Linked DNA regions of Homo sapiens: region 2 is linked to region 1. Evidence: chromatin loops called from intact Hi-C (ENCODE). Cell type or tissue: endothelial cell of umbilical vein. All regions are shown on one strand. Links, peaks and the distances in the headings refer to the core of each region. The heading gives the core; the rest is flanking DNA. Region 1 holds the start of RARB (retinoic acid receptor beta). Region 2 has its middle 46 kb from the start of NR1D2.

Region 1 (16,249 bases), core at 7,183-9,682:
GTGGTAGCGCGCTCCTGTAATCCCAGCTACTCAGGAGGCTGAAGCAGGAGAATGGCTTGAACACGGGAGGCGGAGGTTGCAGTGAGCCGAGATAGCACCACTGCACTCCAGCCTAGGCAACAGAGTGAGACTCCGTCTCAAAAATAAATAAATAAATAAATAAATAAATAAATAAAAATAAAATAAAATTAAAAAGTCACTTCCTCAGCTGTATTAACCGCATTTCAAATTCCAACAGCCATAAATGGCTAGCGACTATGATATTAGACAATGTAGAATTATAGATCCTTTCCATCATTGGAAACTTCATTGTAGGAAGTTCTATTGAAGGGCACTGATATCGAGTATATTAAAGGGTTGTTTATTAGAACATACATGTGGGTTCAACCATAGTTTACTGAGGATCATAGACCAAGTACTATATTAGCACTGGGAAAACAGAGGTAAAAAGCACAATACCTGAACTCAAAGACTCTCAGTTTAGTGAGAAGACCCAGTCAACAAAACAAAACAAACATATGCAAAAGGAGAAAAGGGTGAGAACACAGAAAAGAAACCTGGTAATTTTAATGGTAGCTATGGCAGTAGGTATCCAGGTGTTTGCAGTAAAGCTGTTGTAACTTTTCTGCATTAAAAAAAATTCATAAAATATCGGGGAATTGGATTTGCAGTTGGGGCTCTCTGACGCCAGCGCCACCTCTAGTTCGCCGAGCTCTGGGCGAAGGAGAAGGGGGAAAGTAAGGAGGTGTCCATACCACGGTTCCTACAAAGCACACTACTCGAAAATCCAACCCGTGGAAAAGCATCCGGGAAGAAACTGGCCACAAAAGCCATTCACGAGAGTGCGCCCTCTACTGGCGGGGTGGAGAAACCTCATTGTTACAGGCCTGGGACTGGGGTACTCCGTGAAATTAGGCTTTATACGAAGTCCAGTGAACTGATTCGCAAACTTCCCTTCCAATATGTGGTGCAAGAAATTGCTCAGGACTTTAAAACAGATCTGAGCTTCCAGAGCGCAGCTACTGGTGCTTTGCAGGAGCCAAGTGAGGCCTATCTGGTTGGCCTTTTTGAGGGCACTAACCTGTGTGTTATCCATATCAAACGTTTAACAATTATGCCAGAAGACATCAGCACACTGCATACGTAGAGAACGTGCTTAGGAGTCCACTATGATGGGAAACATTTCATTCCCACCCACCCCCCCGAAAAAAAATTTCTTCTTCCTGTTATTGGTAGTTCTGAATATTAGGTATTTTTTTCTAATGCAGTCAAAAGGTACCTAGGTATATGATTGCAAGTGGAAAAATAGAGGACAGAAATTAGGTATTGGCAGTTTTTCCATCTTCATTTGCGTGTGAATTTTTAATATAAATGTGGGGATGTAAAGCATTAATGCAAATCAAAATGTTTCAGTGAACAAGGTTCAGTAGTTCAACTTTATAATAATTATAAATAAATCTGTTAAATTTTTCTGGACAATGCTAGCATTTGGATTTTTTTTTAATTTTTTATTTTTGGGGGGGACGGTGTCTTACTCTGTCATCCAGACTGGAGTGCAGTGGCGCGATCTCGGCTCACTGCAACCTCCGCCTCCCCGGTTCAAGCGATTCTCCTGCCTCAGCCTCCTGAGCAGCTGGGACTACAGGCGCGGGCACCACCACGCCCAGCTAATTGTTGTATTTTTAGTAGAGACGGGGTTTCACCACATTGACCAGTCTGGTCTCGAATTCCTGACCTTGTGATCCACCTGCCTCGGCCTCCCAAAGTGCTGGGATTACAGGTGTGAGCCACCATGCCTGGCCTGGATTTTTTTTTTAAATAAATTTCTTTTTTTTTTTTTATTTTTTAGACAGGATCTCCCTCTGTTGCCTAGGCTGGAATGCAGTGGTGCAATCCCGGCTCACTGCAGCCTCAACATTCCCAGGCTCCGATTATCCTCCCACCCTAGCCTCCCGAGTAGCTAGGACTACAGGTGCGTGCCACCACGGCCACATAATTCTTTTTGTAGAGACAGGGTTCTGCCGTGTTGCCTAGGCTGGTCTCAAGTGCCTAGGCTCAAGTGATCTGCCTGCCTCGGGCCTCCTGAAGTGCTAGAATTTCCGGTATGAGTCGCCATGCAAGCCTAAAACAAGTTTCTTATTGACAACTATGTATATATGTAAAAACAATCTATTTACTGAGCATCATGTGTCAAATACATTGTCTTATTTAAGGCTTTAAGACTGATCTTAGGCTTTCAAGGGAGGTGTTATGGATTCATTTTAAAGATTAGAAAAAAACCAAAACAAAACCTGGAGCTCAAGCTTCCACAGCAGGTACAGTGCACGAAGAATGTCTACCCAACCTCACTGTATCACACTGCAGGGTACCATGCTGTATTTCACTGCATCACATGTTAGCGTCTTACAGATTTAGATCTGCTTCCACTTAGAACCCACTACACGACTTCTAGCAAGTCACTTCAATTTGTCCACCTGTCTCTTTTTCCTCAAAATATATAATTCAGCAACAATTAGATTTCAAACAAAAGAAACAGGTAGAATACGGTATATGAAAATTCAAAATACAGAATACATTCCATTTAAGACATATTTGAGCGGGACACAGTGGCTCACACCTGTAATTCCAGCACTTTGACACGCCAAGGCAAGCAGATTGCTTGAGCCCAGGAGTTTAAGACCAGCCTGGGCAACATGGTAAAACCCTCTCTCTCCAAAAACCTAGCCAGGTGTGATGACACACACCTGTAGTCTCAGCTACATGGGAGGCTGAGGCGGGAGGATTGCTTCAGCCCAGCAGGTTGAGGCTGCAGTGAGCTGAGATCATACCACTGCACTCCAGCCTGGGCAACAGAGCGAGACCCTGTCTCAAAAAAATAAAAAATAAGACATGTTTGAAGTCACTGAAATGAGAGCATTATCTGAGAGGCCAATTAGATGCACTATGATTCATGTAAGTTTCACTAAATGGTAATGGTTAACTTAGGTTTGGGATCCTCTGCACACAATAGATACTTAAAATACCTAGCAAATAAACATTAATTCGACTTTACTATCAGAAAGTTTTCTTTCTTCCTCTTTGTCTTTTACTTTTTTGCTTTTGGTAGTGGAAGACAAAATAGCTCCACTTAATGAAGAGACACTCTCTAGCACAAACACTTAGCACCCATCTTTAGATAAGGGTTACCAGTAAACTAGAGTAACATGAAAAGCCCAGTTTCCCATCTCTCATCTTCTTGTGACTCTTCAGTAAATACCAGACTAATCCTGGTCTGAACCCCCTGAGCTACAGCAGTGACTAGGCCAGCGTAGACTTCAACAGCAAACAGGATGTAAAAACAAAAGGGCAAAAGAGTAAAATAGCCTCATAGTTTGGGCAGAGTTTCCTCCACAATGTAAAAGACTGGTTTATAGTAGAGAAAATAATGTAATCAGAGGAAGCTATGCGAGTTACAGTTCTTTACCTCTCTTTTTCCTACCTTTCCCCTTAACCAAAACACTCGATGGTGTTTTATTCTTGGGATTATTAGGGCATGAAACATTTTTCAGGAATTCTTCACTCAGCTGACAGGATGACAACTCCTGAAGCTGAGGACCCCCAAGTGAGTAACAGCACATGGAGCCTAGAGAAAAGCCTTTCATGGGACTTGAAACCACACTCTGCCCCTTACAATCCGTGTTATTCACCTTCCCTGAGCCTCCATTTCCTCATCTGTAAAATGAAGATGACATCTCACTTATAGGGTTGTGAGGATTAACTGAAAATGATGTATGTTGTCATTAGAGTAGCATTTCATTAAACATGGAACCAACCAAAAAACTAAAAGCCCCACAACTGTTCTTTAATTTAATCATTTTCAGAAGACAATACTTTCTTTCTTGTTATAGTGCATATACGCTACGATTGTTATGGTGGACATTCTTTGCCTTTCTCTCCCAAACTGAAAGGTAGTTATTGAATCTGGGCTGGCCCTGTGTCTGCTTCACCAGCAGAATATAGTGAAAGCGACTGTATACCACTCTCTGGGTCTAGGTTTTAAGAGGACTGGGAGCCTCTGCTGCCTCCTTCCTGGAAGGTTCACTCTCGAAACACTCTCTCTCGGAATACTGCTGCCATGCTGTGACATGCACAAGTCACATGCAGATCCCCTAGAGCTCTCACCGACAACCAACATCCACCACCAGCCATGAGAGTGAGACTTTTTGGATTGCCAGCCCAATTTAGCCATGGATGATTCAGCCCCAGCTGACAGCATGCGGAGCAGAGGGTCTGCCCAGCGGAGCCCAGCCCATCCACAGAATAATGTCATAATAAATTGTTAGACCAGGAAGTTTTGGGATGGTTTGTTACACAGGAATAAGTCACAGAAATCATAGAGAAATAAGTGATTTTTAAAAATCCAATAGAATCAAACCCATCCCCAAGGAACATGATTACTTAACACGCTCCAGAAACATCCACATGAAAGTCTTCAAGAAGCTAGTTTGGAAGGTGTGCACTTATTCCACTGTGTAAGATAGGTTTAGAACTCCTTTGTGAACTACTTTTAGAGATGATCTATGAGGCCTGCACACAGAAAAACTTCACGCCCGCTCCACTGTGACAAAAATGTATAATCCACTTGATCACCCACCATATAAACCAGCTGTGGTTCTTGGCAGTTCTTAGTTCTTTCCATTATCAATCTTAGGTTCAAAGACATGGGGAGATTTTTGGGTTTGTTATAAGGGGGTTATGTGACAACGACTTGTGTCACAAGTTCTTCCCATTATATCATGAGTTCAGAGGGAGAAGGGACAGTGTCTGATTCATCTTGGTGTCCCCCACAGATCATATCAAGGAGCCTGGCACATGGCAGACACCCAAGAGCCATTTGCTGAATGGCACGTTGCAAAAACTAATCCATCAATGAGCAATAAAAATGTACTGTGCCACGACAGCATCTTTGGGCTAAGTGTATTGTGACAACTTTGAAGGTGACAATGCTCACTTGTAAAAGTCAATCATTTGCAAGAAATCTGGGGATCTGGTAAATGGATGCCCCTGAATCAGGGCACAGTGCTACCTGACAAACAGAAAGGACTGCCACCTAGGTTATGAGCTATAGACCGAGGGATCATTTCACCAAAGAAAAGAGATACCTAATTTAGATATGACCAAAAAAAAAAAAAAAAAGTTTGCTTTTAGCAAAGGCACGTAAGCCACAGGTGTCATGCCAAAATCAGGGCAGAAGGCCTACCTGGTGACTTCCATATGTTTTCAAGACAAGAATAGAATCTTAATTTACATGATCTCTAATCCTTCTACAGATCCTGCAATGTAGACACTATTATTCCCATTTCATAGCTGTAGAAACCGATCCTGTGTCAAGGCAGGCTACTTGCATTATCTTGGACCATCAGGCCATGATGGGGAAGCAGAGGTGGAGAGATGCATGGAAGGGTAATTCTGAGAGGACCAGGGAGAAGCAGCAGTAAAACTCTTGGAAAGGGAGAACTTTTCACAGCTTCTGCTGAGTGCAAGAAAATTATTATACCCCCTTCTCTAGAAAGCCTTTGAGGTACAGGTGATAGGATAAGCTCTGGAAGAGTATTCACAACTTCTGCCTGAACTATAAGCCCAACATGGGTTTCTGGAAACTCTTGCCCGAGAAGCAGAGAGATGCCTTGTTCATCTGCATCCCCCAACTTTCCCTGCAAATCCAAACCTGTTCATCCTACCTCTAGTTTGTATTGTTTCCCCTGATAAGGAGGGCCCCAGTGAACAATTAAAGCTTTCAATAAATAATCTCTAAGCACATTCATTTGATTGACTGTTATTTGATACAGCAGTTAGTTTCAATGGGGCAGTTAATATTGATCACATAAAGTACTCCAGACAAACATGAAACAGTTCCAGAACTCCATGGATTATTACCCTTTATCTGCCAGTCATCTGGGTTACTTGTAATGGTCACGGAATTTAAAATCAATAATAACAATTAGTGTTCTGTACACCAAAACGGATGAATCATGTGAAATGGGTTTTCATATAAAATCAAAGGTAAAGCAAGCCGATAGCATGGAAAAAAAGCTCTCTGAATTTCCAGTGCACATTTGGCAAGGCACTTTCACATGCAAATCCTCAAAACAGGCAGCAAGAGCGAAAGAAAGGTGCTCAGGAGAAGATGTGGCCATAAAAAAGCATATGAAACCCCTGACGATCTTAATCCAAAAAGATGAAGCGTAAAAGATAAAAGTGATCAAAATGAGTTCTAACAAATGTAGTAAAATTAATGGAACCGGTAATTTACTTCCTTGGAGATGTGTCTAGCTACATTTTTCAGCTTTCAATTTCTAGGCATTAATCGTGATTTTTTTTGTAATAAAATGGCAACAACGGTATTTTAGTAGCTCCATGGCACGACTACTGTAATATAATGTATATATAATTAAAATGCAAAGCAACAGAGAAATGTTTCATCATTAAACTGTAACCAGTGCACTATGTGAAATCATCCATTCCAAAGACTTGTTTTTCATCAATTATTTGTTGTTTATCTGATGTAAATATAAAAAGGACTAATTAAAATATATGCCTTTTTATACAGCTTCTTGTCATTAAAGCCAATGAAAGCATTCTGAGGACCATAATGAAATAATTATGTTTGCCTTTAAGAATTCTCTTCAATAACACATGGCAGTACTGAGCTAAATTAAAACATCAGGAACTGAATTTCGCTGCCTCCATTTCCATTTTAGTTAATTAAACCCCCAAGCTTTCCAATAGACCAGCCCCTAAAAAAATCTTTTGAAGCTGAAATGGCCTTCAGATCATCGGCCTTTTTATAATTATGGACTTTGATGACATGACAAAGGTACTGTAGCCGTTGAAAGCTTTAATATTTTTGAGAAGACAAATTTATTACATGAGGTCTTCATTTGCTCTGGAAATGGGAAAAAAATTGGGATGTGATCCAGATCTTCTCTCCCTAGTTAACCGATGCACTCATCTTATTTGTTCTTTTACCTGCACATTATTTTGAATTTAGCTATTTTTTTGACTTGACAAAATTTTATTCTGTGATGAATAGTAATTTATCAACAACAACATAGCAAACATTCCACTAAATATGGGTCAAATTAGGACAGTGATTCTTTGTCAAACACTGAAACTTAAAAAATAAGAAGCTATCTTTAAGACAGCAGTGGACTGAGGAGAATCTGTGAATTTTAAGAAATAAAATCCTTCTGTTTGACTTTTCTCCTCCTCCAAATCTCAAATCAGATACTTTGGAAGGCAAAGAATAAAATAAAATGAAAATAAATCTGGGTTTAAGAGAAAGGGAAGAAGGAAAAAGGGGAGGAAAACTGCTAAGTGGTTTCAGGGCTGGTAGCAAATGAAATGGCTTTAGCAATGTTGTCATCTGATGCAGATGGGGATGGGAACTTTGTACTTTCAAAAGTAAATACAAGGCCGGGCTCGGTGGCTCACGCCTGTAATCTCAGCACTTTGGGAGGCCGAGGTGGGCAGATCACGAGGTCAGGAGATCGAGACCATCCTGGCCAACATAGTGAAACCCCATCTCTACTAAAAATACAAAAATTAGCCAGGTGTGGTGGCACACGCCTGTAGTCCCAGCTACTCAGGAGGCTGAGGCAGGAGAATCACTTGAATCTGGGAGGTGGAGGTTGCAGTGAGCTGAGATCACACCACTGCACTCCAGCCTGGGCAACAGGGCGAGACTCCATCTCAAAAAAAAAAAAAGAAAAAAAAAAAAAAAAGGAGTACCAAGGATTAACTCTGACAACGTGAAATCCCTCACGTTTTGTTCTATATGGAGAGTTGGCGAGGTTTGTGAGTGGATGATATTTGGTGATCGCTGGATAGACTGTCTAATGAGACATCAGCAGTGAATTGTTAACAGCTGGAACACAAATATCTATTCTATGACAATGTAAAATGACAATTATAATCTCAGAATCCACTTTTATTAAACGACTTTCTTCCTCCCAGTTTTTCTTTGTTCTCTTCAAAGAAATCTGCTTTTGGAAATCAGGGACATCATCACCCACTATCACCCCTGTAAAAATCAGCTTTCTTCTTTCTCCCTCCCCTGAGCTGGTTCAGTTCTTCAGCTGCTGGGGGAAGCCTAGAGACTCCTGGAATCCCTGAGCCCTGACTAGAGGAAATGCTTGGCCAGGTTGAGTCGCCTTGCTGACGTCAGTTCCTGTTATCCTCGCCTTATCGCGCAGGGGGCAGAGAGTCTTATCTTACTAAATGGTCCCCTTGTAGCTCCCCCACCCTACAGGGCCAGAGAAAGAGCAAGTCAGCAGTTCCATTGCCTGTTTGACTTCCCATCTAAGAAGCTCTGAAAGCTCAAGACAAAATGCCAGTAGACTTAGGCTCTCCTGCTTCCTAGGTAGAGAGAACTTTTGCAACTTTATTTTTCATTCATTTAAAGGGGTTTGGGGAGTGGGATGGGACAGAGATCATGCTTTTTAATGATGGGGTAAGGAAGCTGGGAATGAAAAGAGGAGAATTCAGAGCAACATATTGACTGATGAGGTTGTGTTATTAGATCTTACAGATGGGGCAGGTTATCTCATCTCCTATTTAACAAGAGGTACTTAGACCAAGCCACTTACAAGCAGGATACTGATAAATCTGAAACCTGAGTTAACTCTACTCTTCTCCCTCCATCACCCCAGCTCCAACTTTTTAAGAGGAAGCTGGCAAGGGCTGATACAGATTTGTTCATAACAATTTAATTTAATTCTACTCCCTCCTCCCCACCCTGTCCACGCACACACAGGTGCTAGAGTGAGAATCACAGCCCAGTCCATTTTGCAAGGAATGCCTTCTATTCACAGATCTATAGTTTGCTACGAAAGGAATTCATGTTCATAAGAATGACCCAGAAACACAAGGCGATCTTCAGACATAATGAAAAAATTAAGCTGTGAGAGCTCTACTTATATTGACTATAGAATCCAAACAAAGACTTTCTGTGCCACTCCTAGGAGATGTTGTAATATTAAATATCTGGCATATTTCAATGATTTATGTGGGAACTGTGCAGGATATTTGAAAGTGGGTTATTCTAGAAAATCAGAGATACATGATTGTCATAACTACCCTGTAATTTGAAAGGCAAGATTCTATCTACATTAATATCTTTGGAAAGGTTTTCAGCCAAGATTTTTCTGATTAACCTTCATCAAAAACTCCCATTTCTGAAATAATCTATTTAATTGATAGTTAACTGAATTTATATTAGAACATTTAAAGTATAAAAATGTCATTTAAGGATAAATGTATGGCACTTACACATAACTCAAACTGTATAGAAGATTCTAAGATGTTCTAAAATGAACATTGCATTTATTGTTAAAATCCTGTGTGACTTGAACAGAGTTTTGTATTTTGCATCTTGGTTTTTACATCTCCATCTTCTGCCCAAAGAGTAACTTAAAATTCTCAGCTTTTTCTAAATTACTGATTTAAAAAATTATAAATTCCTTGAGAGTAGAATTTATAATCTTTGTTATTTATCATGTATTTCCCTTCTCAGATAGAGTTTAATGATATCTGTGGAATGTGTAAAGGAGAAAACAGGTTTTCTTTCTTTTTCAGCCACCTCAGAGCTTAACATATGTCGAAGGTAAATTATAAACATCTGATATCCAGAAGAACTTTTTTTTATTCTTACGCTTTAGAGAAAAGTGCATAACAATACCCTCGGTTGTATATATCAGCGCCAGGCTTCTAGAAATGAGAAGGAAACTTCTGATTCAGGTCAGCTAGCCTATCAGAAATAGCCATTCTGGTCATTTATCTATTAAGGAAAAAAGACCTGCTTCAATGCAAGGGCTTTACATTATTGGCTGGCAAATCAAATTCTAACTAAAGCTTCCAAGTCAATTCCATAGCTTAAGTTTAGGCAAACAGATGTCTACCTTTCTACTGTTTAGTTTTTTGAATCCATCCTTTTCTGGCAATAAAATTTAAACACATGCTTTTTCTTTTCTAAGTTGCACATCAATACTCACTCCCTTGTCAAATGTACCAATTTATCCAATATTCACAATATGATTTCTTTTTTTCTACAAGGAAGGAAAACTTTGTGAATCTTTCACTTGTTTTCGAACAACCCACAACCCTGCCTGTACTCTCTTTGCGATTTAAGGAAAAGTCCCTCTTTTTCTCTTCTTTCTGATGGTATTAGTTACCACCGTCATGTGCCCGAGAAGCAGAAAATTATGTCCTACTTTAGAAAAACAATTGGGCCTTTTCACTGAAATATTTATTCAAAACCCCATTCAATTCATACGGTGGCTGTCAGTCTTTATTTAGTCTTTCTTTCAGAGGGTATCTTTGATTTTGCCACTTTGACCCCAATTTATATCTCACTAGGAGAGGATTTAGATACTGTTTAATACTTAAAATTTGGGTCCCAGGGCTTTGAAAAGAGGCCTTTTCTCATTCCCTAATCAAACATCACTACTGGTTGTTTTAAAAATAATTTCTTCTCATTAATGGGCAAAGTCCTATTTCAAAAAGAAAATATTTTTTTCTTTTTCCTTTTGATGTGTTGAGTAGGGAGAAAAGACAGGGAAAAAGGCCAAGAAGTTGTCACACTCGTTATTTCACCAAAGCAACTATATTTAGACCACAAAATATTAAGATTTATCCTATACCCACTGAGCAATTAATGTTGAAAACATCTGGAGCCGCCTAAAACCAAGATAATCCTGGAGACATCTGAACAGAAATTTAGTGACTCCTATACCTTCCAGGGGCAGTCGTCAATCGTAATATTTAGACCACATTCCCTTAGTAGTCCCCTAATCCTGACTTTGAATGCTTATAAGAAGCAATTCACAGACACTACTACAAATGGCAGCTGGCTGGCATATCATTTTTCTGCCTTTAAAATTAAAAAGAAAATAAAGGGAATATTTTAACACCTTTCAAAGTGAGCTTGTGATGGTGTGCTCCATGTTCAAAGGTCTTACTTTATTTACTATGCATACACACACACACCATAAAAAAAACTCAAAGCAGAAAATAGTTTTGGTTGGAATTTAGTACTTTTTCTTCTTTGCCCACTGTTTCCTCTGTGTTAAAAGCAAAAACAGATCTGCTTCTCGTCAAAATAGCCATTAAGTAAAATGGAAAAGGTTGTGGTTATGTTCTTACTTACACAAATGTAGCCCTAATATACTTTTATTTCAATAGCCCTAACTAGCTGTACCACCCTGAACCAAACACTGCATGGCACAAGACATTTGTTAGAATCTCTAAAAAAAAAAAAAAAAAAAAGTTTTAGTTTTATTTATGCTAAAAAAAAAAAAAAATCGTTGGAACAACTGACCATCATAAAGTGGTTTATGAGGGTAAAGCAACTCTGCAAGGGCACAAGCAATATTTACATTTTATTCATTTAACCTAAAGTTGGGGTGTGGGATTCAAACTCTTGTGAAACTGACCACAATAAGAACTAATTGCCCTGCTTACAAAAATAAGACACTGGAATTTCTGAAATCCCTTTGTCAAATGCCTTTATTTACTTTGTCTAATGCAAGTTTCTTTGATTAGCTAAACTTTGCTGTTATCAACACTTCTTGCTTATCGGGTAGTTTTAGGCGAATGACACATTCACCGCTCGCTCTCCCTAGATAAAGCAAATCCCTTGTTTAACTTGTCCAAGAACAAACAAAGCTTTTCCCCCTACTCTTACAACTTAATAGGCATCTTTGGAAGGTTAATTACAAAAGGAAGAATGTCTACATGTAAAAACTCTATTAGGTCTAATAACTTTTGGCGAGGATCCTGAGCATATTTTTTCCTTCTGTTAAAAAACATGTTTCATTACCACTTTCTCTAACAAGAAAAAGTTTCAGAGAGCCCCAGTTCCCTGGGATTCCAACAGAAATTGTTCATACTGTTTTAATTGCTACAAAGAGGACAGGTCTGAAAAGTCTCTTCTTGGATTAGAAAATTATTTTGTAACACTCCAGTTTCTTTGAGTTCTCCAGAAATAAAATGGGCACCAAAAAAGAAAAGGCATTTGGGGAGCAGCTGAAGATTAAGGCGCCTTCTGAAAACGATATTCTTTTTGCCCTGCTTATGGCTCTACAAAATGTTAAGTCAGACAGCCAGGCTGTTGGCATCAAATGGTTATTGATTTTTCAGCTACAAACCTGTTGATTTCCCGGCCCAAGAAGCAAGTCTTTATTCTTAAGAAAAAGTTTCAGAGAGGGCAATTTAAATCCTGTCATTGTCCCCTCTCCCCTTTTTCTTCTCTCTTTAGATAAGCCACCATGTTATTAGGAAAACTCAATTTCTTCCAGTTAAACTTTGACCTCTTTGAAAACAAAGATTTAAAATGTCATTTTCAGGCTAATGCTCCAATGAATTGTCAAATAAAGTACTAAAAACATTTTGATAGATAGCTGAGCCATTTATCTAAATCACTGTCAGGGCGGCGAAGCATCCTGCAGGCTCCCACTACAGCCACCCGAAGGTGGGATTTTCTGGGACTCCTGATCATTTCTCAAGCCTGCAGCCAGGCTACTGTTGACCAGGTGCGTACCTCGGCACTGTGTCAGCATCAGATAACAAAATAGTCAATATTTTTTTTTTAAATTGGGCTACCCCACTTATATTTCCTTTCCTTTAACTGATGTCCACGTTCCGGGCTGAACTGCAAGATATGGAAATAATGGATGGCTCAGTCCAAGGGGTGTTCATTGCCAGTAGTTTTCTAGCAAAACAGCAACTTCTTAGACCAACAAAGTGACTTGGAAAGGTGGCAGCAGGGTCAATGCTAAGAAATATTGCCTTTCCTTAGCAAGGAAAACATTGGAAGCGGCAGCTTGAACTGGTGGTTTATGAACTTCGGGAGCAGCAGCCACCTTAATTAAACTAAATTCCTTTCAAGGAAAATGTCATATTTTAATTACTTTGGACTGTTGGAATACACAAGGGGTGGGGGGACCTATACAACTAGTAGCTAATCCAAAGAACAGCAAAGTTAAATTCCACTCTGCATACATTTTAGTAAAAACTGCAAAATGTGTCAAATTGCCCTACTTGAAGAATGTTTTAAAGTCTTGTGGTCACCCTCTACTCCCCACCCCCCACATTTTTATGCATATTTTAAAAACTGTTTTCAAGAGACTATAAGGTTGGTAAGGAGAGGAGCATGGGGGCGGGAGGGGTTATTTGGGAAGAAAACATCTAACAGGAAATTTTCAGCAAAGGGAATCAATATGCATGCCAGCATATCACACCCCTTCAGCATTAAATCATTAAATCCTTTGTCTTGCTACCAATGCAGTTTATTTCCAACGTCTTTATTGCATGCAAGAGAGACAATTTTTTTTTTCTTGGTAGAAGAAGGGAAAAAAATAAACCTACATTGAGCAGTGTGCCGATGCTGCCATTCGGTTTGGGTCAATCCACTGAAGCATGCTTTGAGAGCTTTCTCCTGGAGCATGCAGGAAGACGGACTCGCAGTGTAGAAATCCAGGATTTGCCCAGGACTCACTGACAGAACATCCATACAGTCAAACATGATCTCCCTTGCACTGAATGTCTGCAAAAGTGCTTATCCTCTAGGTGTGGAGGCAAATGGCATAGAAAAGTCCACCCAACTCCATCAAACTCTGCCCCTTTTTTGGCACGTAGGCTGTTGGTCTTTTTCCCAGCCCCGAATCATGAATTATGACAGACAAGCCAGCTAAAAGCCTGTAATTGATCCAAATGATCATTTACCATTTTCCAGGCTTGCTCGGCCAATCCAGCCGGGGCGGGGGGTTCCCAGAAAGATCCCAAGTTCTCCTTCCAAGTAAATGCTTGCAAAAAGCCTTCCGAATGCGTTCCGGATCCTACCCCGACGGTGCCCAGACAAACCCTGCTCGGATCGCTCGCGTTCTCGGCATCCCAGTCCTCAAACAGCTCGCATGGGGGAATTCTGGTCCCCCCTTTGGCAAAGAATAGACCCTCCTGCCTCTGAACAGCTCACTTCCTACTACTTCTGTCACACAGAATGAAAGATTGAATTGCCTAATATATGCGAGTGAACTTTCGGTGAACCCTACCCGGGCTGCTAACCTTCAAATGACCCAACTAGTCTGACATCACCAACTCCCAGGATTCTCACAGAGCTTAAAAACTCCCAGCAGCCCTGCAAAAGCAGACAGCCAGAGAGGCAGGCAGCGAGCGCACAAGCCGGCGTTTTCTTTCCTATTTCTCACCTTAAAAACAATACAAGAAGTGCTTTTAAAATGAGCAGGGGAGGAGCCGGGACGCTGCTCCTGGCTCACGTTGAGCACCAACTTCTCTCCCTTTACGCCTTTTTATTTGCGGCGGCTTAGCTTGGAAAACGGTGTTCCGCCTGCGCCCGCTCGCCTCCCGCCCACCGCCTCGCCCCCCAGCCCACACTTTAAATTCCTCTGTGCGCCTTTCTGTCTGTTAAATTCCTTATAACTTATGTATTTTTCCACTCCAGAAAAAGCACATGCAAGCCCTAAACTGTAGAACAGAGAATGGCTACCCCTTGGGAAAGGCTTGGGTTGGGAAACTTTCCATTCCACAGTCTTTTTCTCTTTCTCCCTCTTGCAAGCCCCTGGCTGAATTGACTGCACTCGTTTGCTCTGCAATCCAGCTTTCGAGATTCATTTACTTTGAAAAATCCTCTCCAGGTTCTATGCAGCATATAGAGTAGTCAGGAATTGGTTACCCCTGTCCCAAACACACAGCCACACAGAAAATGAGATTTCAGATCTGGACTTGAAAAAACAGTATAGTGGTCAAGAGCATGGGTTGGGGAATCAAACTGAACTAGATTCCAATTCCAGGTCTGCCACTTACCAGCTGTGTGTTCTGGGATAAGTATTTAACTTCTTCAGGCTTCAGTTTCCTCATCTGTAAAATGGGCATATAATACTACCCACGTCAGTGTTAACTGGGAGGACAGAAATAACACTTGTATGGTGCTGGGTAAATATCATGGAACAAATGTTAGCTGTGACTCATCCTCATACTGTTCAACTGGTGAAACAAAACCCCGGGGAGATGAGACCTACCCAAGGTCACACAGCTCAGAGCTGTGACTAGAACCCAGCTCCCTAGGATGAAAGTCCAATGTGAAAATTACTTGCCTGTTCCCACATCCTTGCACCCCAAATAGCCATGTTGGTTGCCTCTCTCATCATACACCTACACACATCCCACCACATAATTAAACGCATATTTTGTAAACTGGTTTAAGTATGACAGTTTTACATTTTGAAGGACCAGTTTTCTCTCATTCCAGCCCCTGCCCAATCCTTTTATTAAAATACAGTAATTTTAAGGGAAAATGATTTTTTAGATCTCTCACACTGACCCAACCTACAGGAAGAAGAGTCTTTCCAGCCAGTCCTAAAACACTAAGAAGGATAGATGCAGTATTTACAAATAAACCCAGCCGGATGGAGAGCTTTAAAAGGGAGAGCCAATCTACCCTGCAGCCATTTTGCACAACTTGTTTAAAGGATGCAACATACATCAAATAAAGGAAACTCTGGAGAGGAATTAAAACACCCTTTTTTCTCCACTGCCTCTGTAGCATTTACTTGTAATTCTCCCACAAAACAGGGCAGGCAAGTGGTTAGGCAGGGAGGGAGAGTCTCCTTGCCCAATGCAGGGAAGAGCACTGCTCCAGTCTCCTTTTTGTGGATAGTGTTGGAATGTGCATTGGCATCCGGGCCTTTTAAAAGCCTGTCAGGGGGCACCCCACCCCATGCTGAAACACTGCCCTGTCTAGTGGAGTTGCTAAGTGGCACTTGTGGTGTAACATGAAAAGTATGCATCGCACACACTTACCAAGTCAAAGATCCTTTTATGAAGGTACATTAAAACAATTTTCAGCCCAGCAAGCTCAGTTCTTGCTATTGAAAAGTTCAGGGCAATAAAGGGGTGAGATTTTTGCTGAATCTGTGTTTGTTATTTTTGCGCCTCTCTTCTCTCTTTTATATGGCCATCATTTTGTAACAGAGACTTATTGTAAGAAACCCTTTAACTACAAAGAAAACACACATTTTAAGCAAGAGAACACAGAGGAATTTACAAAACATTTAACACACTGTCATTAAGGTAGTTGTAAAGATACACAAAGCACTACATTATGTGCCAATTTCTACTTGGTCCATGAGGCTTATGGCTCCAAATGCTTATTTAAGGTCCTTAGAGTTCCTTGGAAACTGAGTTCATTTTTACC
Region 2 (16,249 bases), core at 5,821-8,320, 1.4 Mb after region 1:
TCATTTCATCATTTTTTTAACAAGACAGTCATGCATCTGATGATTCTACAGATGCAGGGATTTTTCTTCCTGTCCTTGAAGTGACAGCTTGTCTTTCCCCTCAAGTGTCTTTGTCGCAATGCCTGATAAACTGTTTATTTTTCCTAACGGCTTTCCTTTTTAGCCTGAAAAACAAACATTAACCAAAAACCTCCTTGTTTCACTAAATTGTCACTTTCAATGCAATCCCTGGTGCTGGAGCGCCGCCTGCTGAGTAAATGAGAATTAGCAGGTCATAGTGCCTTTGGTTTAGCAGCAGAAAAAATAATGGGCCATTTTATCATCAACAGATTCTTCAGAAATGACTGACTGGTGTAACATTCTGGATATTGTTCCTTCCCCAACAATGCTGCTGAAGTCATTGTACATTATTTATAAGAACCCAAAGTATTTTTAAAACTGCTTATTTTAGGCTGGGCGCGGTGGCTCACGCCTATAATCCCAGCACTTTGGGAGGCCGAGGCGGGCGGATCATGAGGTCAGGAGATCGAGACCATCCTGGCTAACACGGTGAAACCCCGTCTCTACTAAAAATACAAAAATATTAGCCGGGCGTGGTGGCGGGCGCCTGTAGTCCCAGCTACTCGGGAGGCTGAGGCAGGAGAATGGCGTGAACCCGGGAGGCAGATTTTGCAGTGAGTGGAGATCAGGCCACTGCACTCCAGCCTGGGTGACAGAGCGAGACTCCATCTCAAAAAAAAAAAAAAAAACCTGCATACTTTAGCACCATCTACTAAAAACTCAGCAAAATGTCCTCCATAGAATAGGTGCTCAATAAAAACTTGTAGATAGCAGTTTATTAATATCATGTGAAAACATTTATCAAACTGTATTTCAGTTGTCTACTTCTCTTTCTCCCTAAAAAACCGTAGGGCTCCTTGAGGGGGAAAAAAACATACACGTTTTTTTAAAAAACCTATATATTGGCCGAGTGTGGTGGCTGACACCTGTAATCTCAGTACTTTGGGAGGCCAAGGCGGGCAGATCACTTGAGGTCAGGAGTTTGAAACCAGCCTGGCCAATATGGTGAAATCCCATCTCTACTAAAAATACAAAAATTAGCCGGGCGTTCTTGCAGGCGCCTGTAATCCCAGCTACTCAGGAGGCTGAAGCAGGAGAATCGCTTGAACCTGGGAGGCAGAGGTTGCAGTGAGCCAAGATTGCACCATAGAACCCCAGCCTGGGCTACAGAGAGAGACTCAGTCTTTAAAACAAAACAAAACAACAACAACAAAAAAGATATATTTCACTGTAGGTATTCAAAATACATTTGAAGAATACTGATTAAATAATTCTAAATATTTAATAGTCATCATCTCTAGCGCCCATTATGTGCTAAGAACTGTTCTAGCTATTCAACAAACATTTTCTCTAATCCTTAAAACCTGCCCGACAATTTTTGGAAAAAGCTCATCAGCTGTAACTTGACGTCCCAGCTGAACGCAAAACCCTCATTTCCAGGGCTTCTCTGTTACTCTGACACATTCTTTGCACCTGGTTTTTCAGAAGCTTACATTTTATTTTTTTTTTGTTTTTGTTTTTTGTTTTTGTTTGTTTGGTTGGTTTTTTTGTTTGTTTGTTTTTTTGAGACACAGTCTCACTCTGTTGCACAGGCTGGAGTGCAGTGACGCGATCTCGGCTCATTGCAAGCTCCACATCCTGGGTTCACAACATTCTCCTTCCTCAGCCTCCCAAGTAGCTGGGACTACAGGTGCCCGCCACCATGCTTGGGTAATTTTCTTGTATTTTTAGTAGAGAAGGGTTTCACCATGTTGTCCAGGCTGGTCTCGAACTCCTAACCTCAGGTTATCTGCCCACCTCGGCCTCCTAAAGTTCTGGGATTACAGGCCTGAGCCAGCGCATCCAGCCCGGAAACTTACATTTTCAACAGTAGCTTGAGACATTTTCCTGTCAGTGGTCCTTACACAAGGTGAGAAATCATGCACTGACAAAAATTACAAACCCAGGTGTAGTAGATGAAAGAAATGGCCGCCAATTCTTTCCCTCCTTGTACCTACACCCTAGTAATGTGACACTGTAACTCCTTCCATCAAGGAGTAAAGTGTTTTTCTCCCCTTCTTGAATCTGGACTGGCCTTGAGATTTTCTTGGGCCTATACCTCAAAAAACCTTGCATGCGTCTGTTCTCATGCATGGAACCCTGAGCTGCCATGAGAATGAGCTAGCATGGGAAAGAGTGAGTGATCACATGGAGAAAGACTGGCCATCTCAGCCGAACCCATGGTCAGTCAACCCAGCCAAACTATCAGCTGACTAGAGACACATGAGCAAGTGCATCCAAGACCATCCAAACTCAACCTGGACCAGAAGCTCTTCCCAGCTTATCCCAGCCCAAATTAAAGAACAACCTTCAGAATCGTTAGCTAAATAAATAGCTATAATGCCATATAAACCAGAAACATCACCTATTATATATTATAGCCTTAAACGGTTAACTTGAATCTAATCAAGACTCAGATCTAACTTCCAGTTCACAGGAAATGTAAGATAAAGGAACAAGCTAACTGATGTTTTGAGGTGAGGCAGGAATACATAAATACACACATAGACACACGCCACACACACACCAATTTACACTCTTACTTTAATGGGTTAAGTTAGCCAAAAGTAGTCTCAAAAAATTTTTAAAAGGATCAAATTCATGTCCCAGAATTGCCCAGAATGTTTACAGTGTTCTGTCAACAGAAGATGTGAAGTTGTATTTTGTGGATCCCATAGAATGTTGAAGTCTAGCCACTTGAGAATCTGTGAAGATTTATCTATATGCAGCCTCTGGATTGATCACTTCCAAGTTAAATCTTTTTTAGGATCATTTTAACAGTCAGTTTCTGAAGCCAGCCGTACAGTCTCTATGATTCACTCAGATCCAGGGAAAATCATCAGACTGACCATTTTTCATCTCAAAATATTTATTCTCATTGGCATAAGAAAGGATTTATTATCAACTTATGCAAGATGCAGATAATAAATCAGCCTTAGGAGTTTGTAGTAGAAATGATTAAATATGGCAGGAGTTTGAGCTCATCTGGTGTCTGGAATGGTTTGGGGTTTTGAAATTCTTTTTAACTACTATTATACAGTTTTAAAACCCGAAACATATTTTCTTAAGGCTTTTTTCCTTCATTTCTAAACCCAAGCGTATGATCAAGGAAAATGGAATCCTTGTGCTATTGAATGTATTTACACTCCATTCAGTTCAGTGCATTACAATGTATGACACTGACATTCTCTTTTGTAGGAGTTATTTCAAGGCCTAAATGATTCTGAAGCTAAAATTTTAGGGAATTTTCTTTCCCAGCCCCTGAAAGAGTCCCAAAATTTGCAAGCCATACTTTTGACTCCTCACCTGGAATATCAGGTTCTTAAAAGTTTTAATATTCATATGATGGAAAGATTAGTGAAACAAGTTCTTCCCCTCTCTCTTTTGTCCTTGACTCTAACTGCTCTGGATAAATAGAACGAAATGGTGTCTTTATGAAGAAACAATCAATACTATCTTGCAAGTCTCTCAGCAACTGAGTGGAATGGGATGACAGTGGAGAATTCCACAGTAAAGAAATAAAGGGCACAGTATGAATACAAGGTGCTACCAGACTCTTCCCAAAGCCCTTTGCAAAATAGTGTCTCCTATTATTGCAGCATCCCCAAGGGGCGGGTGGAGAATTGTTAATGGTACAACTGGAAAAGCTTGTTAATGCAAGCTCAGGAGAGTGCCTTTACCTCCTGAGCTTCTTGGGCTTCCTCTGGAAAGTGACAGGCTACCCTGATCCCAAAAGATGTTATGTGAGTGTTTCTCCTGCACGTCCATCACGGTGCTGGTAGCTGAAGCTCCATGCTTGGGCAAATGAGCTAGTGACACTAGAAAGGAACAGTTTTGAAGACTGACAGTGTCTCAGAGAACTGGCTGTGCAAAAAGGGAAGTGCTTACATTTAAAGATTTTAAAAAAAAAAGATTTTGTGCATTAGCATTAAGTAAAAATAAATTTAAAAGGATAGGTGTGGATAGATTGCATTGTCCATCATTTGTGAAAAGTATCACATCAGATGTTGCTAACATGCAAGTATAAAGGCTTTTCAATCACTTATTTTTCAAATATGAATTAAAGCAGATTAGAAGTTATCCCTACAAAAATGCCACTCTTACCAGCATTTCCTAGATTAGGGAGGAAAGATACTATTACCACCAGAATCCTGGAAATTGTATATTAAGTGTTCCAGTTACTGTAACTGCATAACAACATATTTCAAATGTAGAACTGTAAAACAACAATCACTTTACTTTGCTCACAAATTCCGTGGGTCAGGAATTCAGACAGAGCTGGATTGGGCAGTTCTCACTTGGGGTCACTCAAGAGGTTGCAGTCAGATGTTAGCTGAGGCTGCAGATAATTGAAGGTTCCGACATCCAAGATAGTTCCTCCACACAGCTAGCAGTGGATGCTAGCCATTGACTGGGAGCTCCACTGGGGCTGACCAGGGAGCCTACTTATGACTGCGCCAGCATGGCCGTCTCAAGGTAGTTGACTTCTGACATAGCAGATCAAAGCTCTAAATGCAAGTGTCCCAGCAACCAAAAAAGTTGCAAAACTTTTTATGACTTGACCTTGAAGTCACATAGATCACTTCTGTCATATTCTATTGGCCAAAGCGGTCACACACCTGCCTAGATTCAAGGGAAGAAACTCCTCTTAAGGGGAAGTGTGTCAAGAATTTACAGATAAGACTTTAAAACCATCACTATCACTATAAATACTATCACTTAAGTGCGTTATGTCATTGGAAGTTAACCACAAAGGCAGACGCTATTGCTGCCCTGTCCTATATCACCCTGGTCCATGTCTGAGTTCAATGGCAACTACGGTGGACAGTTCCTGTGACTGCTGACAGCTTCCTACCTCAGGTCCCCAAGTGTAGCATCCCCTGTTCCTTCCAGTTTTTCCTTTGTCCTGGCCAAGAAATACAAAGTGCCTTAACTGCTGTGTGACCAGCCAGCTGCATATTTTTTCCTGCAGGCTTGAACCGAAGCCAGGCCTTAAATATTCCCAGACACTGATAAACTAATTTAGGTTGTTGCCTGAACCACGAAAAGAACAAACATGTTGCTAAACATGTAGAAAGTAGCCCCCATCCCTAAACAGAATTCCTTAGACCCACATATAAACTCCATACCTGGATCTGCATGTTATGGACATACCTAGACAGATCTTGTTTCACTGTCTGTCAAGCGGACACGCTGCAGCCCCCTCCATACATAAGTTCCCCTAATAAGTGTTTGCACTGATCACCCTGGCATTTAGTGTTTCTTTCTTTGGAATCCCATCCAGCCCCATCTCAGGATAGTTTGGGGCAGTTGCCTGCAGGAATTCCCCTGCTGCCACTTTTGGGCTGATTCCAGGCTCCAGTTCAGCCACACAGAACACCAGGTCTCTCTGTTTCTCAGCCTGAGGGTTTCTCTGGTAAGTGGGAACTGGCTCAGCATACAGAGGTAAGCTTTAGCCAATAAGAGACAGAGTCAGTGGACAAATACCCCGACTCCCTTGTCCCTTAATGGGACAATTCTGAGGCACATTCAAGCAGTCCCCGACATGACTGAGCTCAGATGCCCTTAGTGGCACCCAGCTCATTAGGCCCAGCACAGGCTCTCCTCTCCCCCTCTGGATTTCTCCCTCCCTCATTTCTGCTTCCTGGCATCACTTCCCAGCAGCCAACTGCTTGTCTCTGAATTGGCTTTGGGAGCACTCAAACTAAACATCCATTATATGTGTCTGGGACTGAGTATAAATGACCTCTAAGGTCCCTCCCTAGTCTGAATTCCTATTATCGTTATCATTTCATCCTTTCATCCTTTTTTTTTTTTTTTAAGACAGGGTTTCCTCTGTTGCCCAGGCTGAAGTGCAGTTATGTGATCATAGGTCACTGCAGCCTCAAACTCCTGGATTCAAACAATCCTCCCATCTCAGCCTCCAGAGTAGCTAGGACTACAGGTGCACACCACCATGCCCAACTAGTTTGTTTAATTTTTTGGAGAGATTGCAGTGGGGGTGGAGGGGGCGGTGCTCTTGCTATATTGCCCAGGCTGGTCTTGAACTCCTAGTGATCCTCCTGCCTCAGCCTCCCTAAGTGCGGAAATGGATGCTTTTATAAACATGGTTACCCGAGAAGCTCTAGGATTGTCCTGAGTTCTCAAAGAAGTCACAGGGTAAAGCCAAAATCACCCCAATGCCAGGGTGGATAACAATGTTTCATTAGTTGATCCCACCTTCCGAATAAAATAAAGCATTTCTTATTCCAAAAAAGAAAGTCCTCGCTCCCATAAAGTAGCCATAAAAATCAGCACTAAACAATGGTCTAAAGTCTGAAAAATTAAGTGAGACTACAAATAGAAATATCCCATTAAAACCTAAACTTTCATAGACAGCAAACTTAGGGTAATTGCAATGTCTATAGCTAAGGGTACATTTTGTTTTATTCTTTAACTTCTCATGCCTCCAAGAAGTACAGTCATGCACCACATAATGATGTTTCAATCAATGAAAAGCCACATATATGACAGTGGTCCCATTAGATTATGCCATATTTTTACTGTACCTTTTCTATATTTAGTTATGTTTAGACACACATACTTATCACTGTGTCAGAACTGCCTACTGTATTTAGTACAGTAACATGCTATGCAGCTTTGCAGCCTAGAAGCAATAGACTATACCATACAGCATAGGTGTGTAGTAGGTTATCCCATCTAGGTTTGGGTAAGTACACTCTGTGGTGTTTACAGGATGAAATCGCCTAATGACACATTTTTCAACAAGTATTCCTGTTGTTAAGCAACGCATGCATCCAGGCTCAAGTTACGCTCTGAAATTAGCTTATCAAATGAATCAGCCTTCCCTTGGCTCTTAAATCTTATATAATTAGCTTTGTAACATAATGCGTTCAGTGGCTGTGGGCAAAGCTCAAAGGAGTGAGAAAATCCATTTAGGGCAGTTGCCAGAATTTCCGGTGTTTCCTCAAGCTGAGCTGCTAATTCATTTTCTTGGCATAGCCTAGGATGGATCCCAGATCTGCCAGGCCCTTCTGGCTTCCCCTCCATTGGAAATGACTTGAGATTCAGTCTTCTGTTATTTTGAGGCCTTCTTTTGATGTCCCACCTGAATGAAAGAAGTGTGGTCACAGAAATGACAGAAGTTTATCATTTGTCAAACCTCAGATTTGAGCGGGAATTGATTAACTGCGTTATGTGCCAACCATCCCCAGAGTTTCTCAACTACCACAGCGTGTCAGCAACAAAAGTCACAAAACTGCATAGGAGACAGATACGCAGTTGTTTTCTTGAAAGAACTCCAGAAACCAAATTATACAATTTCTAACACTGGGCTAATTCAGGGGCCTGGTAAACACAGAAACCACAGAGGGGAGGGAAGAGGAAACAGGGGAAAGCAGGATGTCTGGTCTAATTCACCATTCACTTTGCTCTGCTCTGTTTTATAACAATGTCAGCTCTATGGAATAAAACAAAATGTGGCTTCTGTGTCTTTAAGGCCCAGGCAGCACTGGCAATGGATAGGTTTCCATAGCAACTTGTAATTCCACTGTCTATTAAGTGGAAAAGCAACAATAGAAAATCCCTAGCAAATAAAGTGTGATACCTCTCAATGACAATTATCTGCTTATTACAGTCTCGCTTTGAGTGCTTAAAAATACAAACACCTAGAATCTTTTACTATGTTTGAATGAAGCAGCGCTATTTCTTTTCTTCTTTTTCTTTTGAAAAACTCTTAGACACAAAAGAAGAAACAAGTTTCTGAGGGTGTTGAGACGTCAAGCCTCTTTGGTGGCCCCAGATGAATTCTCCCACTCTACATGCACACTGCACAAAAGCAGAAAGGAGGATTAAGCAATTCAGAAATCTACAGCAACATGAGGTAGATTCCTACCACAGGACCTCATCCAATCAGTGTCCATCAGACTTGCTTGTAAAAGGCCTGGGACCACATGAAGTCTAGGGCAGTGTACTTTGCACACACAAAAAATTTTTTAAGATTATAACCTCATTAAACATCGATAAGCGTCCATCCATAGTCAATCAATTTAAATAACATTTATTGAAAGACTGTTAGGCAATTTGTGAGACACTAGAAAAACAAGGAAGACCTCTAGAAGCTCACAAACGGGGAATGGAAAGAAAAACAGAAATCTTTATGTGACCCGGTTTCTCAAGTGTTATGAGCTGAATTGTGCCTCCCAAAAATTCACATGTTGAAATTCTAACACCCAGTACCTCGGAACATAAACTTATTTAGAGATAGAGTCTTCAAAGAGGTCATTAAAATGAGAGAATTAAGGTGGGCCCAATACAATCCCACTGGTGTCCCTAGAGGGAAGACAATGTGAAGACACAGGCCCCTCCGCAAGCCAAGGAGAGAGGCCTGGAACAGCTCCTTCCCTCACAGCCCTCAGAAGGAACCAACCCTGCCCACATGTTGATCTCAGACTTCCAGCCTCCAGAACTGTCAAGAAATTAACTTCTGTTGTTTAAGCCACCGAGTCCATGGTCCTTTGTTACAGCAGCCCCAGCACATGAATAAACCAAGCTATATCCTTTTTTTTTTTTTTTGAGACGGAGTTTCGCTCTTGTCCCCCAGGCTAGAGTGCAATGGTGCAATCTCGGCTCACTGCAACCTCCACCTCCCAGTTCAAGCGATTCTCCTGCCTCACCCTCCCCAGTAGCTGAGATTACAGGCACCTGCCACCACACCCAGCTAATTTTGTTTTTTATGTTTGTTTGTTTTTTGTATTTTTAATAGAGATGGGGTTTCACCGTGTTGGCCAGGCTGGTCTCGAACTACTGACCTCAGGTGATCCAACCCCCTCGGCGAAAGTGCTGGGATTACAGGTGTGAGCCACTGCACCTGGCCTATTCTTTTTTTTTTTTTTTTTTTTTTTTTGAGACAGAGTCTCACTCAGTCACCCAGGCTGGAGTGCAGTGGTGAGATCTCGGCTCACTGGAACCTCCGCCTCCCAGGTTCAAGCAATTCTTGTGCCTCAGCCTCCCAAGTAACTAGGATTACAGGCATGCACCACCACGCCTGGCTAATTTTTTGTATTTGTAGTATAGATGAGGTTTTGCTATGTTGGCCATGCTGGTCTCGAACTCCTGGCCCCAAGTGATCCTCCCACCTCAGCCTCCCAAAGTGCTGGGATTATAGGCATGAGCCACCGTGCCCGGCCCCAAGCTATATTCTTCTAGAGCAGTGGTTCTCAATCTTTCAGTTGGAACAGAATCACCTGGAAAACTTGTTAAAACACAGACTGCTGGGCCCTATCCCCCAGCCTCTGATCCAGGTGGTCTGTCGTATGACCCCAGAATCTGCATTCTAGGTAGGGATGATGATGATGGTTGGAGGGCTACCCTTTGAGAACCACTGTACTAGGAGGTATTCAAGATACAGGCTGTATCTAATCCTAGCCAACTCAAGTCAGGAGGCGTCATGCTCTCTCCTCCCTGAATCTAAAGTGGATATGATTCCAACCTGAGTTTCACACCCAGGTGCAGTCACAGGCGGTATGCTGCCCAGGTGTGCTTGCCCCGCAGGAGAACACAATCACCAAAGCTGTATCTTACAGAGACCCTAAGCTTTAAGGCACAGTAAGCTTGTCCACTACTAAAACATGGCCCATGAATAAGTGTCCTGGGTTCTGAAATATTAGACCGGCAATTCTCCATCCATGGGGAAATGAGGCAGATGGATGAGGGTGGAGGTTTTCTCTCCTATCCAGGCAGAGGCACAGGGTTGGGGAGAGGGGACAGAAGGATTCTCCCTCTTTTCTCCTCCCTGTAACTCAGGCTACGGGGGCCACAGAAGGCCCAACTCTGGCCCTCCTCTGACTGTGCCCCTGCCCTAAGCCAAGAAGACACACCTTCCCAGAGCCCAGAACCCCTTCTAGACCAAGCTCCAATTAATGTAATTCCCTGGCCAGAGGGACCTGGGCCTTCCAGGCAGGCCCTGAGACTCTTTCCTTGGTCCTCCTGCAGGCAGACCTCACTGCCCATGGTGCGCAGACCTAGGCCCAAAGGGGTGGCTCAGGAGGTGACAGTGTGAAAGATAAGGTAGACAGCTTGGACTCAGGAGCTGGGATGTCCACCGTTATGCGTGAGAGGCTTAGCTGCAGGCGGGTGCTAGGGGTGGAAGGAGCCCTATCTGTAGCATTTACTGATTTCCATAAAATCAATACTACTCCCACCATGGCCAATCTCAAGCTACCAATGCGAAGTCAACTGGCTCACAAAATTCCTGAAACATTGGCTTTCATGAGCTGGTAAGAACTGGCCCCAGCACACCACTGGAGAGGTCCTTCATGCTAGGGGACAACGGCAGGAGTGGAAAAAGGACAAAGGCAGACTGAGGACCTTCATCTATTTTTGCTCTGGCCCTTCATGTATCTGGCCCTGCATTCCTATCAACCAGGATGTTGTTCTGGTCACCGCTGATGATGGCCATCAGTACTGAGCTCACAAAGAAGGACCCTTTGTTCCTTACTATTCGATGTAGAAGATATGGATGACTCTTGGTGTCCATATTCGTCCGTTGTCACAATGCTATAAAGAACTACCTGAGGCTGAGTGTGGTGGCTCAGGCCTGTAATCCCAGCACTTTGGGAGGCCAAGGAGGGTGGATCACTTGAGCTCAGAAATTTGAGACCAGCCTAGGCAACATGGAGAAACCCCGTCTCTACTAAAAATACAAAAGTTAGCTGGGCATGGTGGTGCACACCTGTAGTCCCAGCTACTCGGGAGGCTTAGGCACGAGAATCGCTTGAACCCGGGATGCAAAGACTGCAGTGAGCGGAGATGCCACCATTGCACTCCAGCCCGGGTGACAGAGCGAGACTCGGTCTCAAAAAAAAAAAAAAAAAAAAAGAACTACCTGAGGCCGAATATGGTGGCTCACACCTGTAATCCTAGCATTTTGGGAGACCAAGGTGGGTGGATCACTTGAGCTCAGCAATTCGAGACCAGCCTGGGCAACATGGTAAAACCCCATCTCTATAAAAATTACCAAAAAGTTAGCGGAGCGTGGTGGTGTGTGCCTGTAGTCCCAGCTACTTGGGGTGCTGAGGTAGAAGAATCATTTCAACCCAGGAGGTCGACGCTGCAGTAAGCCAAGATCACACCACTGCACTCCAGCCTGGGTGACAAAGTGAGACCCTGTCTCAAAAAAAAAAAAAGAAAGAAAGAGAGAGAGAAGAAGGAAGGAAGGAAGGAAGGAAGGAAGGAAGGAAGGAAGGAGAAAGAAAGGAAGGGGAAAAAACAAATTAAAAACAAAAAGAACTGGCCGGGTGTGGTGGCTCACGCCTGTAATCCCAGCGCTTTGGGAGGCCAAGGCAGGCTGATCACCTGAGGTCAGGTGTTTGAGACCAGCCTGGCCAACATAGTGAAACCCTGTCTCTACTAAAAATACAAAAATTAGCCAGGCGTGGTGGCAGGCACCTGTAATCCCAGCTACTTGGGAGGCTAAAGCAGGAGAATTGCTTCAACCCAGGAGGCAGAGGTTGCAGTGAGCCGAGATCACGCCACTGCACTCCAGTCTGGGCGACAGAGTGAGACTCTGTCTAAAAAAAAAAAAAAGAACTACTTGAGACCAGACGATTTATGGTGAAAGGAGCTTTAATTGACTCACAGTTCTGCAGGCTATCTATACAGGAAGCATGGCTGGAAGGTCTCAGGAAATTTACACAATCGTGACAGAAGACAAAGGAGAAGCAAGCACGTCTTACCATGGAGGACCAGGAGAGGTGGAGAGTGAAGGGGGAGGCACTTTTAAACATCCAGATCTCATGAGAACTCACTCTCACAAGAACAGCCAGGGGAAATTCCGCCCCCATGATCCAATCACCTCCCATCAGGTCCCTACCCCAACACTGGGAATTACAATTCGACACAAGATCTGGTTGGGGACACAGAGCCAAACCACATCAGTGGCCTACCCAATAGCCTTTCCCCAACAGCTTCTTTCTGGAAGAGCCCGCTGCTCTCTACAGAGGCTGAAAAATGTTAGATACTTGCTTTCCCAGGCTCCCTTGAGGCAGGAGACCCAGTCTGGCCAACAGGAACTGAAGGGTGAAGCCCGCTAGAGCCTTCTGGAAAAGATTCCCCCCTAACATACAAGAGGAAGGTCTCTGCCCTTCTTATCTGGAAATGGTACCTCTGCTGTGATGCCTGAACTGTGGCAGCCATCTTGCAACCATGAGAGAAAACATTAGAAACAGGCACAGGATGACAAAGAAGGATCAGAACTCCTAGGTTCCTTCTTTTCTTTTAATTAATTGTGGTAAAATGTACATAACATAAAATTTACCATCTTAACTTTTTTTTTTTTTTTTTTGAGACAGAGTCTCGCTCTGTCGCCCAGGCTGGAGTGCAATGGCGCGATCTCAACTCACTGCAAGCTCCGCCTCTCAGGTTCACACCGTTCTCCTGCCTCAGCCTCCCAAGTAGCTGGGACTACAGGTGCCCACCACTATGCCCACCTAATTTTTTGTATTTTTAGTAGAGATGGGGTTTCACCGTGTTAGCCAGGATGGTCTCCATCTCCTGACCTCATGATCCACCTGCCTCAGCCTCCCAAAGTGCTGGCATTACAGGCATGAGCCACCGCGCCTGGCCCATCTTAACCATTTTTAAGTGTTCACTTCAATAGTGTTAAATACAATCACTTTGTTGTACAACCCATCTCAAGAATTCTTAAAAATTATTATGGGTGCATAACAGTTGTATGTATTTATGGGGTACATGTGTCATTTTGATGCAGGCATATAATGTATAATGATCAAATCAGGGTAATTGGGGTACCCATCACCTCAAGCATATCATTTCTTTGTGTCAGGGACATGCCAGTTCCACTCTTAGTTTAGAATTCTTTTCATCTTGCAGAACTGAAATTCTGAAATAATTCCCCCTTTCCCCCTCCTCCCAAACCCTGGTAACTATTTTTCTACTTTCTGTTTCTATGAATTTGACTACTCAAAGTACTTCACATAAGTAGAATCTTACAGTATTTGTGACTGGCTTATTTCATTTAGCACAATGTCTTCAAGGTGCATCCATGTTGTAGTATGTGTCAGAATATCCTTCCTTTTTGAGGCTCAATAATAGCACATTTTGTTTATTCATTCATCCTTCTATGGAAATCTGGGGTTTTCCCACATTTTGGCTATTATGAATAATGCTGCTATAAATGTGAGTACAAATATCTCTTCGAGAGCCTGCTGTCAATTCTTTGGGGTATATACCCAGAAGTGGAATTGCTGGATCATATGGTAGTTCTATTTTTAATTTTTTGAGGAACTGCCATACTGTCCTCCACAGCAGCTGCACTGACTTACATCTCCAACAGTGCACAGTGGTTCCAACTTCCCCACATCCTCACCAGCACTTATTTTCTGGTGTTTTTTTTTTCTTCCTGATAGTTGCCATCCTAATGGGTGTAAGGTAGGTGCCTGTGTTTTTTATGGCATTTGTGAAGCCACTGAACCAGCCTGAAATTGTCCTGCCTCTAGAAGTCTTGTGTAGGAAAAAAAATTAATAAGCATCCTTATTACAGAACTCCATGTTTTTTAATTTTTATTTTTTTAAAGATAGGGTCTTGCTCTGTTGCCCAGGCCGGAGTGCAGTGGTTACAGTGAGTGCACAGCTCATTGTACAGCCTCAAACCACCAAACCCAGCTAATTCTGAAATATTTTAATAGAGATGAGGGCTCACTATGTTGCACAGGCTGGTCTTGAACTCCTGGCCTCAAGCAATCCTCCCACCTTGGCCTCCCAAAGAGCTGGGATTACAGGGATGAGACACTATGCTCTGCCTGAACTCCCTTTTAGACAGAGCTTAAGCACCTTCTAATTGATGCACTGCTCCTTCAGTAATACAGAAAGTATTAATTCTTTTCATGATTTACTTTCGTTTATCATGCTTTCCATTATATACTGCTTCTTGAACTCTTAGAACTTAGCACAGATTATATACCAGGGTTAAGTCACAAAACAGTGCAACTGCAAATACAAAGGAGTGTTCCTAACAGCTTTATACATAATAACCAAACTGGAAACAATCCAGATGTCCATTCGATAGGCGTATGGATAAACCATGATGCATCTATACAATGGAACATGACTTGCAATAAAAAGGAACAAACTGCCAATACACGAATGACATGAATGAACCTCAAAAACATTATGCTGGGTGAAGAAGCCTGACACAGAAGAGAACTGTTAGTCCAACTCCTGCTGCTATAACAAAATAGGGTAAACTGGGTAATTTATAAAAAAAAGAGGTTTATTGAGCTTATGTTCTGGAGGCTACAAAGTCCAAGATTGAGGGGCCATATCTGGTGAGGGCCTTCTTGCTGCATCATAACAGAAGGGTGAGCAAGCACATAAAACAGAGAGGAAGTCAGGCCAAACTCACCCTTTATAGGAACCCAATCCCGCTATAATCCATTCAAAGAGGCAGAGCCTTCATGGCCTAATCACCTATTTTTTTATTTTATTTATTTTTATTTTTTTTAGATGGAGTCTCGTTCTGTCACCCAGGCTGGAGTGCAGTGGCGCGATCTCGGCTCACCGCAACATCTGCTTCCCGAGTTCAAGTGATTCTCCTGCCTCAGCCTCCCCAGTAGCTGGGATTACAGGCGCCCACCACCACGCCTCACTAATTTTTGTATTTTTAGTAGAGACAGTGTTTCACTATGTTGGCCAGGGTGGTCTCAAACTCCTGACCTCAGGTGATCTGCCTGCCTCAGCCTCCCAAAGTGCTGGCATTACAGGTGTGAGCCATGGCGCCTGGCCTAGTCACTTATTAATTGCACACAGTTATTGAATATCTATGTGTCAGGATTAAAAAAAAAAATCCAATGCAAAATGAGGTTCCATGAAGGGCTGGGCAACTAATTCAGACAGTGTTAGGGGAATTGTATGCACGTGGAGCACAATGGCTACCAATCCCAGCATTTTGAAGGATAATTGCCAGGCACTGCTGTTGTAGACCTTGTATGCCGGAGCTGGCTTGTGAGAGCTCCTGAGGTCTGATTCCTGTTTCCAGGAATTCAGGGCGCAATGGCGTGCGCCTGTAATCCCAGCTACTCAGGAGGCTGAGGCAGGAGGATTGCTTGAACTTGGGAGGCGGAGGTTTCGGTGAACCGAGATTGAGCCATGCACTCCAGCCTAAGCAACAGAGTGAGACTCCATCTCAAAAAATAACAATAATAATAATAATAAGTGACTAAACCATTAGTCCATTCATTGAAAATCTGATCAGATAAAACAGCCTAGGAAAACAGCAGCCATAGTAGAGAACAAAAAGTTGATCAAGAGAATGAAAGTAGGTACTTTCCACTTTGGAAACGACCCTAACTGCATTTAACTGCAGAATTGAGACAGGAAATTAAACAGCTACTGCAGGGGGAGAAAACAGATGAGCATTTATAAGCAAAGCAACAAAATAATAAGGGGAAAACTGCTGGAGTTAAGGTGTTCAGAGCAATATGAGACAATAGAAAAGAAAAAAAAATACAGAACTGACTTCAGAGACTTTAAGAAGATCATATTTGACTCTGCAGACTCCAGTAGAAAAAATAGGGGGAAAAATTTTAGGAACACCATATTCACCTGCGGATTTTGTTTTTGAGTCATTTTAAAAACACTGATCCCACCCCTGTCAGTAACTTGCATTAAAAAGTATGGGAAATGCTAACTTTGAGAGCATGTTTACATTCTGGGGAATGTGCCCCATATTAAAGCAACTGCAGAGATTCTGAGCTTCCTCCAAGACTTCCCCTTAGGGCTCCTATACTCACTGCATTCAGTGTTGTTCTAAGTGGATTTTGTACTCTGGTGTCAAAAATTACCCCACAGCAACCAACTCTTACACAGCGAAGAGCAACACTGATGTGGCTACTAACACACATGCCACAGCTGTTTCTAAGCTTTTACATAGACAGAGAATAAAAAAAAATCAAACATAACAAATTTTAACACAGACCCAATCTAGAGTAAAAACTAAAACCAGATCTGTGAAGTGATTATCTTTATTCCTGTATTCACAGACAGCATTCCTCAATTTCACAAGGAATTTAATCCATTTTGTTTTCCATCAACCACACATTTACTTGGAGCTTGCTTATTAAACTGTGCAAAG

Evidence for each region. Peaks named below come from ENCODE experiments on the same cell type or tissue, not always from the same donor. Only the 100,000 strongest peaks of a DNase experiment are listed, where the experiment ranks them.
Region 2: it touches region 1 in a loop (11-fold over the local background); 2 of 110 quality-filtered maps call a loop at or near these places.

Annotation. Positions count from the first base shown.
Region 1 is chr3:25,426,044-25,442,292 of GRCh38, reverse strand. It overlaps RARB (retinoic acid receptor beta), which reads right to left and starts at 14,030. Exons shown (of 8, transcript NM_000965.5): 1 at 13,405-14,030. The coding sequence starts at 13,561. It also overlaps the pseudogene H3P10. RefSeq lists an enhancer at 14,132-14,969. In endothelial cell of umbilical vein, for the core only: no CTCF peak of the experiment used is centred there; a DNase peak (open chromatin) is centred at 8,232; H3K27ac peaks cover 1,926 bases.
Region 2 is chr3:23,983,121-23,999,369 of GRCh38, reverse strand. No RefSeq gene overlaps it. Among named protein-coding and RNA genes, the nearest start is that of NR1D2, 46 kb to the right of the region's middle. In endothelial cell of umbilical vein, for the core only: no CTCF peak of the experiment used is centred there; DNase peaks (open chromatin) are centred at 7,019 and 7,479; H3K27ac peaks cover 645 bases.